Linked DNA regions of Homo sapiens: region 2 is linked to region 1. A link is an interaction called in ENCODE POLR2A ChIA-PET data of the cell type or tissue named here. Cell type or tissue: OCI-LY7. All regions are shown on one strand. Links, peaks and the distances in the headings refer to the core of each region. The heading gives the core; the rest is flanking DNA.

What was found. ChIA-PET counts read pairs that join two places held together with the same protein. Peaks named below come from ENCODE experiments on the same cell type or tissue, not always from the same donor. Only the 100,000 strongest peaks of a DNase experiment are listed, where the experiment ranks them.
Region 2: POLR2A ChIA-PET joins it to region 1 with 5 read pairs; 4 of 35 experiments call an interaction of 5 or more read pairs at or near these places.

What each region holds. Positions count from the first base shown.
Region 1 is chr12:52,707,854-52,713,230 of GRCh38, forward strand. No RefSeq gene overlaps it. Among named protein-coding and RNA genes, the nearest start is that of KRT77, 7.0 kb to the left of the region's middle. In OCI-LY7, for the core only: no CTCF peak of the experiment used is centred there; a DNase peak (open chromatin) is centred at 3,128.
Region 2 is chr12:52,574,517-52,579,893 of GRCh38, forward strand. No RefSeq gene overlaps it. Among named protein-coding and RNA genes, the nearest start is that of KRT74, 3.4 kb to the left of the region's middle. In OCI-LY7, for the core only: no CTCF peak of the experiment used is centred there; no DNase peak of the experiment used is centred there.

The DNA.
Region 1 (5,377 bases), core at 295-5,294:
CAGAGAAACTGCTCGTGCCAAGGCCTAGAGAAAGGAACGGGCATGTGAGGGGGTGGGATGGGGGAGCCATGAAGAGGCCCCCTTGCCTCGAGGGAGCAACTGGGAAACCCTGAGGCCTGAGTTTGGCTTCGGTCACAGAGGGCTCCAGCAATGTCTTTGAGTGGAATTTGTTCAGCACTCGCCCAGGTTTCTATATACTGTCATGCTGAATGTGAAAATATTCCATTGTGATAACATAAAAAAGGAAGTCCCGGACAGCAGAGTTTAGGAAGCTTCTTTGATCTCTGTCTATGATCAGCTTTCAGCATTCAATGCCAACATTGTCATCTACCTCCCGTCAGCTGATGGCCCCTGCTGGGCTGTTGTCATCCCTTGAAGGGCTTGGGAGGGGAGGAGGGACACACCCACTAACTGAGCTTTTGGTGGAGGGTGATAGCTATGCTCTACTTCCTCAGAAGAAAAAAAAATGACTTAAAGTGAAGCACGAGAGATTTTGCTTGTCTCAAAGGAAGTGTTTCAACTCAGATCAATATTAGTGGGTAAATAATGTTCCTAGGACGAATCACTACCCCTAAAAGAAACTCCTCAGCTGGTTAGACTGCAGAGAGCAGCGGTTTCTAAACTGGCTCACACTGGAATCACCTAGAAAGCTTCAAAATCGCTGGTGCCTGGGCCCACACCTAAGGAGTAGAGTTTAATTGGTCTGGGGCTATGGTCTGGACTTTAGAATTTTTAAAAGGTGGTTTTAATGTGCAGCAAGTTTGGAGACCACTGACCTGGAGGAAACAGGACAAATGAAACAGCCTCTTTAGATTCCATTCAGTCTAAGGACACAGATAGGAGTAACAATCATTATCATAATAGTGAACTTCACCAGGTGATTTCCATGGACCATGCACTGTGCTGTCTATAACATGGAAGGTCTCGTGAAATCTAAATACCAACATCATAAGGAAGATATTCTTACTATGTTCATTTTGCAAATGGAGAAAGTGAGACTTGGAAAGAGAATCTTGTCAAAGAATACACTAATGAAAATAGTGGAATGGAGATTTGAACCCGCGCATTCCCACTTCAGAACCTACATGTATTGCAGAAGAGATGGGGTCGTTGGAGAGAGATGTGCCCGCTTCCTCCTCTCCCCACCTGCCACCTTAAAAGGAAAGTGGGAAGTTAGTTGAAGGCTGCAGCTCACCCAGCCCATCTCCCAGTTACTGAAACCCAGGGCTGCCAAGAAGGTGAGGCCCAGAGCAACTATCAGCCACCTGGATCACAGTTCCAGACAGCAGCGGGAAGCAGGGTTCAGAAGAGCTGCTGGCATGACCAGCAGGAGCAGCTCCCAAAGCTCTATCCCCCACCTCACCCTACATTTCCCAGGGTCTGGAGGTGGATATCACAGAGGTGTGTCAGGGGCGTGGGGCTGGAAAAAGGAAGGGAGAGAGACTCTCACTCACCAGTCCCCACCAAGAAGAGAGTGGAGAGCTGCAGCCCCGGTCTAGGAATGGGGGCCTTTAACCTCCTTGAAATGAGAGCCTTTTGACCTGTCGTCAGCACAGGGGAGGCAGTGATGTGACACATATCGGAGAGAAACCTATTGGAGCTGAATAGAAGCTGCTAGACTTGGCTTCCCCACCCTTGGCCCACTCTTCTTCCTGCGTAACAGCATCACAGCCAAACATATGATGGACGGTATCAGCCCAGTCCTTCATTTTACAAGGAAGAAATGGGTACAAAGACAGGGACTTGGCCAAAGTTACCCAAAAAAGTTGGTGGTGCAGATAGAATGAGAACTTGGCTACCCTCCCCCGAATTCAGAAAGAATAAGGAGGCCTATGTGAAATTCCCAGGTGCCTCTGTGCTCCTGCAGCCTGGGAGAGATGACTATATGGGGCGTTCCACCTTCAATCTCTAACAAGCCTGCACGCAGGCATGAGAAGGTGGTGCCAGGCACACAGGAACATCCCTGGTGAATCCTCTGATTTCTGGGTTGGGGTGTGTGTTTGGGGCAACACCTAGGGCCTTAAGCTCCTACTGAGGCCCAAAACTAGCCTGGACACCACTTTGACATCCCTTTAACTAGAATCTCAGTGTCTGCCTAGAGCATAAGAATCGGGCAGTCTCCTTCCTTCTCGGCAAACCCAATAGGTGCTTTTGGGCCTGGATATTGTCTAGAGGCCTCACTAAGGGCAGCTTGCAAATTCCCACGGCAAAGGTCCAGAGACAATATTGTGCCAAGCGTGTCAAAGCTCTTCCATCCAACATACTGGAAGTCATGACTATTTATACAATCATTTATTTATTTATTTATACAACCATTTATTTGTTTATAATTCACCCAGGCTGAAATGCTCACTGCAACCTCCACCTCCCGGGTTCAAGTGATTCTTGTGCCTCAGCCTGGCAACTCTTTTGTCTCTGAAGCAAAGGGAGCAGCTAGGCAGGTGTGGCCCCAAAGGAAAATAAGGCTACAGGTTAGACTTGGATTGAATTCCAAAAGAAACAGTGAGGTCCCAGCGGAGGAATGGTGCTGTCTGGGCAGAGAATGCTTCTATATGTTGGATCAAAGAGGACGGGCCAGTCTCAAGGTTACAGGGGTAGTTAGTGGTGGGGTGGGACCAGCATTCCAAGTCCCTGAGGGTAATATGAGACCTGCCATCAATTCCAGGTTCGTGTCTCACTTGACCATGATGGGAGAGATTACAGTGCTTTATAACCATAAGGAATTTGCAGTGTATTATTCTCTTCATTTAAAGAATAGACAGGTTCCTGAAACACTGGCCATAATTAGTAATGACCTTTTATTGAGCTCTTACAATGTGCCAAGAATTAAACAGATGACATGATTCCATCCACACAACTGCATTTTACTGATGACTTTTGGGTGAGGGGTCTGGAGGGTGGCTCAAGGTCACACACTCCTGGTAAGGAGTGGGCCCAGATTACACCTAGCAGCTGGGTTCCAAAGCCTGAGAGTTTCTTGCTGTACTATCTTATCTTCTGCTTTATGGGGCAATTTAGGAGGGCTTTGAGGTTAGGCCTTCTGGAGTTTGAATCCTGGTGCCATCCCTTCTAGTTACATGACCTTGGATAAGTTCATTCATCTCTCTGCGCTTTCATTTCCTCTTTTGTGAAGCAGAGGCCATAACACTGCCTACCTCACAGGGCTGTGAAGATTAGATGGGTTAATTCAGAAAAAGCTCAGCACATGTCAGGCAAATAACAAGAGATCATCTACTTTAGCAATTATTACATTATTACAAAAGTAAATTTCTATTAACCAAACTGCATTTTCCATCCAGCTTCCCTTAAATTAGAAAGTCACCATAAGCAGGAAACTGTGGCCCTGTAATATATTGTAAATCATATAAAAGATGCAGACAAGCTTTTCTTTAATCATCTATTTAAAGGAAGATGGCAATTTATTGATGAGTTTGAAACAAGCCAAAAGTATCTCCTCTGTCATTAAGCTAAAGGGCAATCTCTCCAAGCTGCATTCACTGCTTAGGAGGCACATGTGGGTTTGCTTTTTCTTGTTCATTTAGAGAATTTGTTCACCATAGAGAAAATTTCATAATAACTGAAATTTTGTACCCTTTAAGCAACATCTCCCCATTTCTCCCACCCCTACTTCCAACTCCTGGCAACCACCCTTCAACTCCATTTCTATGAGTTTGACTGTCTTAGATTACACATATAGTGAGATTCTAAGGTATTTGTCTTTTTTTTTTTTTTTTTTTTTTTGAGACAGGGCAGGGTTTGGCTCTGTCGCCCAGGCTGAAATATTCACTGCAACCTCCACCTCCCGGGTTCGAGAGATTCTCATGCCTCAACCTCCCAAGTAGCTGGGATCACAGGCATGTGCCACCACGCCCAGCTAAAATATTTGTCTTTCAATGTCTGGCTTATTTCACTTAGCATCATGTCCTCCATTTTTCTATGTTGTTCCAAATGACAAGATTTCCTCCTTTGTATGGCTAAATAATATCCCTTTGTGTATATATTCTACATTTTCTTTGTCCATTTATCCATCAACAGACACTTAGGTTGATTTCATATCTTGGCTATTGTGGATAAAACTGCAGTAAACATGAAGGTGCAGATATCTCTTCAAGATAGTGATTTAATTTCCCTTGGATATATACTCAGACGTGGAGTTGCTGGGTCATATGGTAGTTCCATTTTTAATGTTTTGAGGAACCTCCATACTGTTTTCCATCATGGCTGTACTGTACAAACTTACCTTCCCACCCACAGTGTACAAGTGTTCAACATCACTAACCATCAGAGAAACGCAGATCAAAACCACGATGAGACATTACTTCACAACTGTTACGATGGCTATATCAAAAAGATAAAGGATAAGAGTGAGGGCGTGGAGATAATAGCAAAGACTTGGAACCAACCCAAATGTCCATCAAAGATAGACTGGATTAAGAAAATGTGGCACATATACACCATGGAATACTATGCAGCCATAAAAAAGGATGAGTTCATGTCCTTTGTAGGGACATGGATGAAGCTAGAAACCATCATTCTCAGCAAACTATTGCAAGGACAGAAAACCAAACACCACGTGTTCTCACTCATAGGTGGGAATTGAACAATGAGAACACTTGGACACAGGATGGGGAACGTCACACACCAGGGCCTGTCATGTGGTAGGGGGAGGGAGGAGGGATAGCATTAGGAGATATACCTAATGTAAATGACGAGCTAACGGGTGCAGCACACCAACATGGCACATGTATACACATGTAACAAACCTGCACATTGTGCACATGTACCCTAGAATTTAAAGTATAATAATAATAAAAAAGAAAAAAAGAATGAGGGCGTGGAGAAAAGAGAATCCTTGGACAGTGGGCTTGTTTTTGAGAGGTGAAGCCATAGCCCCTCCCAGTGCAAACTGCAGTGGACAGTCCCCAGGCTTCCTGCTCTCTGATTTAGACTATCCCAGATAAGTGCTTCACCCTACAGCAGGAACATTCTCTGTTGAAGCTGTAGTTATGTGTTGTTTTTCTAGTGTGGTGAGCCTTTGGCTATCCCTCTTGGCTTTTTGTGTACTTAGCTAAGAGTTTCTCTGATCTGTTATCAAGGAGAATTGTCTCTTTCTTGCTTTCTCTGACAACCTTTCTCAGTCCCCCACACTAGTGAGCATTTTACCAGGAAGGCCACCATGCACGTATGCCTTTGCATGTTTGCTTATGTTTTACTTCTCCCACTCACATGCCCTAATTTGCAAGGGGCCCCCACATCCGGCACCAAACCTCTGTTTTATCCAAGTATTCCTGGATCTGCCTGTATTCTGTGCTCTCATCTGGGGTAGGGGTAGGGATGAGGGTGGAGGTGACCTGTTACCAAACCATTTGAAGTTCTT
Region 2 (5,377 bases), core at 143-5,142, 130 kb before region 1:
ATTGCCTTACAACCATGAGAACCTTTCCAGTCAGCTGCATTTCCTCCAGTTGGATTTTCTCTCCTGGATAAGATTATTTGTCCTACTCTAGGAAGTCAGGCAGGAGCTGGGATATTAGCCCCTGCACTCCCTGGGGAAACACCCTATGGCTGAAGTCACCAAGGAACAGGACCCCCTGAGTTTCACTCCCAGGTTCAGGGTGGGCTGTTCTGCCAGTTTCCTGGCAACTTCAGGGAGCACTCAATTTTCAAACAGGAAGTATCACTGCTTTATAGCTCAGGTAGTGTGGGTACAGTGCAATGTTAAAAAATTATTTCAGGGCTGGGCATGGTGGCTCACACCTGTAATCCCAGCACTTTGGGAGGCCAAGGAGGGCAGATTGCCTGAGGTCAGGAGTTTGAGTCCAGCCTGGCTAACATGGTGAAACCCCGCCTCTACTAAAAATACAAAAATCAGCCGAGCGCAGTGGTGCATGCCTGTAGTCGCAGCTACTCAAAAGACTGAAGTAGAAGAATCACTTGAACCTGGGAGGCAGAGGTTGCAGTGAGCCTAGATTGTGCCACTGCACTCCAGCCTGGGCAACAGAGCAAGACTCTGTCTCCAAAAAACAAAAAAAATTATTTCAAAGCTAGGTATCTGGCAGCTGCCCTCATGCAAGACTCTGACCACTTCCTATAACTAAACTGAGAACACTTGGCTTGTTTGGATCCAGCCGAGGGCAGAAGACAACTGCTCCCACTGCTGGGGAGGGAAAAGGAGAAGCTGACCTGGGCAGGGAGCGTGGAGCTTAGGCCTGGAAGCTGCCCCGGAAGAATTTCCCCTTCACAGGGTGTTTTCCTCTCAGCCCCTGAGGTAACGGTGGAAGGTCCTTCCCCAGGGACCCTGTCTCGGGGGGCTTTCCCGGCAGGGCCTAGCCCTACAGCACAGGAGCATGTAATCGAAGGGGTTGCTTGTGGTTTTCTAAGTCAGGTTGCAAGGGCAGCAGCAGGGGTGCCGCCAGATGCTGGGTTTGCCGCCCTCCTGTGCTGGAGTGTGCAAGACAAAAAATGGCGTGAGTTCCTTAACCTGGGGGTGACTGTCCTAGGGCCCCAGCCACCAAGAAGCCTGCAGACCAATGAGAGGAATCTACACAAAGAACTTAAAGTAGAGCCAAAGCTCTGGAATGACAGAAAAGCATTATGAACCACGAATCAGAGGTGCACTGAGGAATGGCTCATCTTGATTAGGGTTTTTGGGGATCTCCAGAAGCCAGGCTTATATTCCCAACAACGCCCACTACAGGTGCTGGCTCAGAGTAGTGGCTCAGAGGTAGTGGGGCTGGAAGTATTCCTTATGGCAGTAGTAGCAATAGTGGTAGTAACATCATTGTATAATAGTGATGGTAGTAACAGAAAGTGTTAACACTTATTCTTCACTTCACATGTGCCAGGCATGGGATGTCTACATGGGATGTCTCACTTAACCCTCTTTAACTAACTTCATTTACAGTTGAAGAAACAGAGGAACTTACCCATCTCACTCAACTAGTAAGTCAGAGCTGGGCCGGAATTCAAGTGCGTCTGGTTTCAAAGTGCATGTTCCTGACCATCGTGTTATGTGATAGAGATGGAAGTTAGTGGCAAAGATGCAAAGACATTGTGGTACATGTGGCAGGCATGGCAGCTGTGGGCTGGGGACCTTGTGCTTGTGTTTCTGTTGTTTTTGATTCAAGTGTGACATGAGGAGAAGGGGAGGTTGTTGCTGAACTAGGGGCTTGCAAAGGGTAGCTGCTCAAGATAAGACATCACTCTAGGTTCAGAGAGAAAATCAGCCACAGCAAGGATGGGCAGGGGGAAGGAAGAGACTTGCTTTCATGAGCGGCTGTTTTATTCTAGAATCACCAGCAGCTGGCCCTTCATTGCCCGGCTCCGAGGGGAAATAATCATAGTTCTGGCTAGCTGAGTCTTTGCGCCACCACTGCCTGGCTGACTATGAGCCCCAATCTGATAGGAACTTCAACGAAAAGGCATTTACAAAGCAGAAAAGGCATGAGGCTAGATCTTTGAGGCTGGAGAAGACTTAGGGTAAACAAAAGGCAGATATCCAGGTGCCCAGGGAAATGCAGCAGAATGAATGGGGTCCATCCACACTCAGAAGTGATGGGCTGGGGAGGGCCAGGACTAAGGCTAGGGGTCCTGGCACCCTTTGTATTCATTACAAAGGGTGCCCCTGTGGGCTGGGCCCTGTGCTGGAGGCTGGCCAGTAAGGGTTGCTGACAGCGGTGGTAATGATGGTGGCAGAGTGGCTGTGACGGAGAAGGAAAAGGTAGAGGCAGAGTAGAATTTCCTGACAACAGTGTTGTGATTGTGGCCACACAGAAGCAATCCTCCTAATTGGTTCCTAGGGAGCTTAATTGCAGGGGAATTGCCTTTGGCCTATGCAGTCAGATCCCTAGAGTTCCAGCCTTCACTGTTTCGGATACCCTTTAATTAGTAATCACACACCACGCCCTGGTCTTTGAGTTCATTGGACTAATGAGTGTCCCAAGTCCTGAAGAGATTATTTCATTAAATGCATATAAAACTGGGCATCTACTGTGTGTTCAGCTCTATGCTAGACAGGGGGAGATGTCTGAGACACTCTCTTTCTCTTTTAGGAAGTTAATTGAACTGGAGGACAAACAATATAAACATACAAAAGTTGTTTTGCTGTTGTTATTGCTGTAGTTTTAATTCTACATGCCTATATTGGATTATGTGCTTGAACAAGTAACTCAGACAAGCTGTTCATTGAAATTCTGATCTAAAAAAAAAAGAATTTAAAAAGTACATGAAAATCTACTTTTTGCTTACCCTAAATCTTCTCCATCCTTGAATTAAAAAGAAATGGAAAAATAGAATAAAAGAGAGGTTGGGCTCTCTGAGGTAGGGGTTGCTAACTGGAAGGTCGGCCAGATTGGGCAGGTGCATGGGGCATCCCTGAGACACCGAGAGGCCCAGGCGGATTATAAAGGAAGGCTCGACTTGGGAAGCAGAGATGGAGGCAGAGATGGCGGCGCAGGCCTAGACAGTTCCCTTCTCCCTGTAGACAGTGTGGCATCATGCGAGGGTCCTGAGGGGAAGCAGTTTCACAGGGCCAATGCTTTCCGTTAAGGAATAGGCTCTGTGTTGCAAGAGGAGGGCTGTGGAAGACACAGGTACCCCAGGGAACCCAAGGGAGCTGAGTCAATTGGGCCATAATCTCTCATCATCTTCCTGGAGGATAAGAATCCCCTTCTGCAGAGCACCTCACCAGAGGGAAATAAAAAGCAGCCCCGTGAAAAATCCCAATGGCCGTAACCATCATGTCTGTAGTTTGAAGATGAATAGTGAATGTCATTTTTCTCTAGCCCTTTGGCCTTTGACTGCTCCTGGGCACAGAACAACAGTTGAAGGACCCAAATTCTGTAGATCAAGGTCATTAAAGAAAAGAGAAAGAAGGCCAGGCATGGTGGCTCACACCTGTAATCCCAGCACTTTGGGTGGCCGAGGTGGGCAGATCACTTGAGGCCAGGAATTCCAGACCAGCCTGGCCAACATGGTGAAACCCCATCTCTAATAAAAATACAAAAATTAGCTGGGAGTGGTGGCACTGCCTGTAATCCCAGCTACTTGGGAGGCTGAGGCAGGAGAATCGTGTGAACCCAGGAGGCAGCGGTTGCAGTGAGCTGAGGTTGTGCCATTGCACTCCAGCCTGGGGCACAAGAGCGAAGCTCCATCTCAAAAAAAAAAAAAAAAAAAAAAAAGAGAGAGAAAGAAAAAAAGAAGCTTGAAGGATTCTTGAGCTAACTTTGTGGGGACAAGACCTGGGGACAAACCACAGCACCTTAGCACTGGAAAGGACCTGAAACTGAGTTCTCTGATTTCCCTTTGAAAATAAGCTAAGTGCAGAAACCTAATACCCTCTGCCTGTCTGAACCGGTTTGAAAGGAGCCTGTTTTTCCATGCTAGTCCAAAGTTAGCTAGCCCAGACAATAGAGTTCATCTGCTTTTTCCCCATGTGTCTCCCAAAACCCTTCACTTTCCTGACATTAAATTTTCTGTGCCAGGAGTCCGATGACAGATGGGATATGCACCAGAGACATGGGCAGAACCCACTGCTGCAATCCCAGGCTGTAGACATGGCTTGGGGCCTAGTTGGAGTGGGTGTGGAGAGTGAAGCAGAAAGCTCTGTGTTGGTGAGTGGGGGAAGAGGAAACTCTAGGCACAGAGGAATAGGAAAAGCGCCCCAGGCAAGATGATAGGGATTATCTAGATACTATTTTGTAGAGTACTCAACTATCCCAGTTTTCCTAGGGCTGAGAGGTTTTCCAGAATGTCCGACTTTCAGTGCTACAGAAGTTCTGGAAAGTTCTGCACTGTTCTGGAAAAAACTGGACCCTTGAAAACCAGAACGTCATTCACCATATTGGAGAGCTCTGAGTACCCGACTCTCCAGTGGACCCTAAGGATCACTGAAGTCACGTCTACCAAGCTTGTAAAACTTAAACACTCAAGCAATCCCTGGTCTGTCTCCATCCCTACTAGACCCCCTTTTCCCCTCACACACACTCTTGTTAAATGAATTCCTCAGATTATGAGAAGAAAGCAGGTGGCTGGATGGCATCAATTTTTTTTTAATTCCAATCCCTCTCACTCAATGCCTATTCTGCTACAGGCACTGTGCTGAGTGAAATCCCAGACAGGCAGTCAGCATGGTCAAAATTCCCATTTCTTGGTGTCATATTAGTGTAGAGCATATTGTGCAGTAAGCCTCTATTTATTAAACACTTAGCAGAGGATGTTTAGTGACCTGAAACCTGGCAGTTTCCTTATCACTGCTAGTCTTATGGAACTTTCTACCTGCACCTCTCGGGGTAAACGTGGGGGAGCTGCATCTCTGCAGACACCCTTCTCTGAGTCTAGGACCTTCCCCACGTCTTCCCAGCATGGGTGTCTCCCTCCTCTCTGCTGCAGCCCAGCTCAGGAGGGGCATGCTCCACCCTTCCCACCTGGAGAGAGAAACATCAGAGCAGTTTAACCAAGTGGTTGCAGGGCCATATGGTGCCTTTATGCCAATCATGAGAAAAAGGCACCCCTTCCTCTGGGCAGACGCAGCCCTTTCCCAGGGTGCATGGCTGGATTTCAGCCTCTACTTCCCCCGCACTGAGACTTAGTGCTCAGCACAACCTGCACGCCCCTCCAGGGCTGCCCTGGTAGCTTGCCTAAGTCTTGGGGATGGGCTCACGTTCCACAGATGAGTTGGAGCCTCTGGTCAGAGCTGTCCTCCTGCACAAAGGGTCATGGGAGCCTCCTGGCTTCCCCGAGTACTTGCCTCCTTCTCCAGGGCTGCCTGAGATCTGTCTGCCAGTTCCCAGGGT